Regions from separate parts of the Homo sapiens genome. Here region 2 is linked to region 1. Evidence: read pairs that join two places in POLR2A ChIA-PET (ENCODE). Cell type or tissue: Panc1. All regions are shown on one strand.

The links. Peaks named below come from ENCODE experiments on the same cell type or tissue, not always from the same donor. Only the 100,000 strongest peaks of a DNase experiment are listed, where the experiment ranks them.
Region 2: POLR2A ChIA-PET joins it to region 1 with 10 read pairs; 5 of 35 experiments call an interaction of 5 or more read pairs at or near these places.

Annotation. Positions count from the first base shown.
Region 1 is chr11:47,277,527-47,280,026 of GRCh38, reverse strand. MADD (MAP kinase activating death domain) reads right to left here. Exons shown (of 37, transcript NM_001376571.1): 6 at 1,749-1,862; 7 at 948-1,028. Among named protein-coding and RNA genes, the nearest start is that of MADD-AS1, 6.7 kb to the right of the region's middle. In Panc1, no CTCF peak of the experiment used is centred here; no DNase peak of the experiment used is centred here.
Region 2 is chr11:47,347,667-47,350,166 of GRCh38, reverse strand. MYBPC3 (myosin binding protein C3) reads left to right here. Exons shown (of 35, transcript NM_000256.3): 4 at 55-153; 5 at 245-393; 6 at 1,626-1,743; 7 at 2,262-2,310; 8 at 2,487-2,500. Among named protein-coding and RNA genes, the nearest start is that of MYBPC3, 3.8 kb to the left of the region's middle. In Panc1, no CTCF peak of the experiment used is centred here; a DNase peak (open chromatin) is centred at 1,056.

The sequences.
Region 1 (2,500 bases):
GCAATCTTGGCTCACTGCAACCTCTGCCTCCTGGGTTCAAGTGATTCTTCTACCTCAGCCTCCTGAGTAGCTGGACTACGGGCGTCCACCACCATGCCCGGCTAATTTTTGTATTTTTAGTAGAGACAGGGTTTCAACATAATGGCCAGGCTGGTCTTCAACTCCTGACCTCGTGATTCACCTGCCTCGGCCTCCCAAAGTGCTGGGATTACAGGCATGAGGCACCGTGCCCAGCCAAATAAAGGAATTTTTGAAGAAAGGAACCCTCAGGATCAACTCTAGAAGATAATATAAAAGCAGCCAGACGGTCCACACTACTAACTTCCACCTAACAAGACTGAGAAAATCGGCCGGGCGCAGTGGCTCACGCCTGTAATCCCAGCACTTCGGGAGGCTGAGGCAGGCGGATCATGAGGTCAGGAGATAGAGGCCATCCTGGCTAACATGGCAAAACCCCGTCTCTACCAAAAATACAAAAAAATTAGCCGGGTGTGGCGGCGTGCGCCTATAGTCCCAGCTCCTGGAGAGGCAGAAGAATGGCGTGAACTCAGAAGGCAGAGCTTGCAGTGAGCCGAGATCGCGCCACTGCACTCCAGCCTAGGGGACAGAGCAAGACTCCACATCTCAAAAAAAAAAAAAAAAAAAGACTGAGAAAATGTTCTGAAGCCATAGAGAGTGGCACACATACAAGAAACAGAGAGTGAAGGGCTATTTTATACAGCATCATAAGCATTAGAAGATGGTAAAGCATACAATGAATTGGAATCAAAAACAGAAATTCACTCTGCCACCCAGAAATGGGATACGCGTTTTCTTAAGCCCATCCAGGGTGAAGAAAACTACTCCACTTGAAGTTTGATAGGAAATTGGCTCTGAGAATAGCTGTCTTCTTATAGGAATCCCACAGCATCTAATACTCCCCTTTCTTTCCTTCGTTCTTCACCTACCTGCTTTAAATGCTTTTTCAGCTCTAGTGATTCTGGTTCTGGCAGGATAGGCAGCACTTCTGCATTGGTGGGGGCAATCACCTGCACCAGAGAAATGATAAAAGACGTGACCTTAGAGTTTATTGCTCAGGAATTTCACTTACATAAATAAAAATAAGAGGACGTATATACATTATTATTATATAAACGAATATACATTATATAACTGCACAGTAAGATATATGTACACACATATATGACATACATATGCATCTGAAATGAAATATAACTTAATGTTATTGGTTATTATCTCTAGATAAAAGGATTATGGTTTTTCTTTTCACTTATTTTATTTACGCTTATTTTTATTTTTTTTAAGTTTTACAATGAGCACACATAAGGGCTTCCCACCAAAGTCTGAATGTATTCACATTGCAGAATGGTCATATAATTAATTAAGCCTGCACTGAAAGACAGTTTCTTACTGGAAACTATACCCCAGGGAAACCATTAAGAGATGATCTATACCACATGTAATGGCCCTCAGATCACAACTGTCTGACTGCTCTTGGAGGATATGGTGGGGGGTCACTTAATTCTGGCAAAAATAAATCCTGTAATTCTCTGAGACCTAACCAAGGGTTTATTTGGCTAATAAGGTAAAAGGAGCATTTAAAAAAACTTGTTTCAGTAAGTCTCGCAATAGAAATTATCCAACAACTTAGGACGTTCCTGAAAGGAATCTAGAAACAGATATCTCAGGACTGGGTCTAGAATGCAATCCTCCTCTAGACTCTACAATGCCTCAGCCAAGAACCTCACCCTATTGCTGTCCAGATCCACTAGCCATACATCATCAGGCATTTTGAAGTCCAGTTTGTAGAGGAAGAAGCTGGCAGGAACCCCAATGATGTACGGGGTTGGAGCCAACAGCAGCTGTGGAAATGATAAAGAAGGTGAGAAACAAAGACAAAACCTATCATGAGCACTTATCAAGTCTGGATTCTTCTAGATAAGGAAATGCAGATACAATCCCTCTTCCAAAACTCTTGAGGCCAGATGTATTTGAAAATTCAGAATTTTTCAGATTTTTTGAAAGGTAACATGGTACATTTTTTTGTATACAGTAGTCTTTCTTATCCACAGTTTCACTTTCTGTGATTCCAGTTAACTGAGGCAAACTGTAGTCTGAAAATATTAAAAGGAAAATTCCAGAAATAAACAATTCATAAATTTTAAACTGCAGCTTGATCATATCTGAAGTGCAGGACAATAGTTCTGAGAAGCATGATGAAATCTCATGCTGTCCCGCTCTGTCCCACCCAGACATGAATCACCCCTGTGTCCAGCCTGTAGCCATCTCGGTTATCAGATCAACTGTCACACAATCTCAGCGTTTGTGTTCAAGTAACCCTTATTTTACTTAATAATGGCCCCAAAGCACAAGGGTACTGATGCTGGCAATTGGGATATGCCAAAGAGAAGCCAAATATATGTAGAAAGAGGCTGGGCACGGTGGCTCATGCCTGTAATCCCAGCACTTTGGGAGGCTGAGGCAGGCGGATCACCTAAGG
Region 2 (2,500 bases), 70 kb before region 1:
GGGTGACAGAGCAAGACTCCATCTCAAACAAACAGAAAAAGCCTTTGCTCACAGGGTCAAGCTCAGCAGCTCTCAATGGTCCTACCCCTGGAGCCCCCGATGACCCCATTGGCCTCTTCGTGATGCGGCCACAGGATGGCGAGGTGACCGTGGGTGAGTGTGAGCTGCTGTGCCCAGCATTGGGGTGGGAAGGGGGGGCAGCAGGACACTCCCCAAGCCGGGCCTGTCGCCCCTGCCTTTGCAGGTGGCAGCATCACCTTCTCAGCCCGCGTGGCCGGCGCCAGCCTCCTGAAGCCGCCTGTGGTCAAGTGGTTCAAGGGCAAATGGGTGGACCTGAGCAGCAAGGTGGGCCAGCACCTGCAGCTGCACGACAGCTACGACCGCGCCAGCAAGGTGGGTCCACCGGGGTCGTGGAGACACGGAGAGAGGGGACATGGAGAGCCCTAGAAGGCACAAGGCACACAGAGGGCACCATGAGACCCAGAGGCACACACGAGCTGCAAGCAAGGGGTGTGGGGAATCTGGGAGGCAGGTGGAGGGGCCAGGGGCCCACAGGGAGATCCCGGAGGCCTGGGGGCCAGGGAGTGCGATGAGGCTCATGGGAGCACTGTCGGGGACCTGGGAGACTTGGTGGACATGATCACCTCAAGGGGGCACCTAATAAGGTTTGGCCGGGGGTGGGGGGTCGCCCAGGGTGGTCAGGAAGCCTGGAGGACACTGTGAAGCATGGGGGCACCAGCTAGTGGGGTTGTAAAGCCCCTGGATGGGTGAGTATCAGGGCTAAGGGCTCAAGGGACTCTCAGGGATTAACCAGAACAATTCCTCATTATACAGACACGGAAACCAAAGCTTGAGAGGTTAAGTGGCTGCTCCAAGGTCACTTAGACATAGGCCTAGAACCTTAAGCCTTCGTTTTTTGTGTTTTGTTTTTTTCCGCCCTGCCCACCAGAACCTTAAGGCTTAAGTCCCCTTGTTTGTTCACTCCAAGCCTCTGCTTTTCCCAACCTTCCCCAGTCCTGGGCTAGGCAAGGGGGCCTCTAGCAAGAGAGGCCAACATGTTCTGCTGTGCGGGGCTGTGCATTGCACAAAAGCCTGTATTTCACCACAACCATGTGCCAGCAGATGGCAATCATGGGTTTCGAGATAGTCCCCTTTCTCTGTACAAAAACTCTGTATGGGTTAACTAAAGCCTGAGGGTGCGAAGATCGATGAGCATTTGTCACTCCCAGCCTCCTTTAAATATATATATATATATATAATTTGAGACAGGGTCTCGCTCTGTCGCTCAGGCTGGAGTGCAGTGGCTCAATCTCGGCTCACTGCAACCTCCACCTCCTGGGTTCAAGCGATTCTCCCACCTCAGCCTCCCGAGTAGCTGAAACTAGAGGTGTGCACCACCATACTTGGCTAATTTTCGTTATTTTTAGTAGAGACGGAATTTCACCACGTTGGCCAGGCTGGTCTGGAGCTCCTGGTCTTATGTGATCCGCCCGCCTCAGCCTCCCAAAGTGGGGATTACAGGCCTGAGCCACCGCGCCCGGCCACTCCCAGTCTCCTTTAAGGGTGCGGAGCCTTGTCTCCCGGCCCCTGGTGTCCCCTGACGCCCCGTCCCTCCATGCACACAGGTCTATCTGTTCGAGCTGCACATCACCGATGCCCAGCCTGCCTTCACTGGCAGCTACCGCTGTGAGGTGTCCACCAAGGACAAATTTGACTGCTCCAACTTCAATCTCACTGTCCACGGTGAGGGGGCCCTGGTGTCTGTCCTGGGCTCGGGCTCCCCATGGGTCCTGGTCTCCTACCTCCTTTTCCCAACACTAAGGAGGATGCCTCGTCCCATCCAGACATGAGTGCTGGCCACGTGCCCAGTGCTGCACACACAGGGTGTGAGAGAAACCCCAAGGCTTGCAGGGTAGGCGTGGGGGCTTAGGGCTGAGTCCGGGTCTCATCTGGGTGGGACTCTGTTTTATCATCTTGGTGTCACGGCTCCTGGCCCATGGCCTGGCACTGTCTGAATGTTTGGGCGATGGGTGAAGGTGAGTTGAGAGATGGGTGGGAATTGGGGACAATAAACCGTCCCACCTGCCTGGTACCTTGACCCTGGGAAAGGCTGGGAAGGTGAGATCCTGGGGCAGATGCCCAGCCTCATGGGGTCATGAATGGGCAAGTCTGTGAATACTCAGAGGCCGCCCCCAGGGCAGGGCTTCTCAAACGGCCCCCTCTGAAGCCCCTTCCCCCATCTCTCCACCCTTTGAACCCAGAGGCCATGGGCACCGGAGACCTGGACCTCCTATCAGCCTTCCGCCGCACGTGAGTGGCCATCCTCAGGGCCTGGGGGAGGCCAGTGCTGGAGTCTGAGGCCCTTCAGGGTCTCGACTGGGGGTCAGGGCTGGGGATGATTTGCGGGGCGGAGCTGAAGTCAGTGGGGGCTGCAGGGGAGAGCAAGCTTCCCAGGCAGGTGAGGATACTGAGTCTAACCCCCACAGGAGCCTGGCTGGAG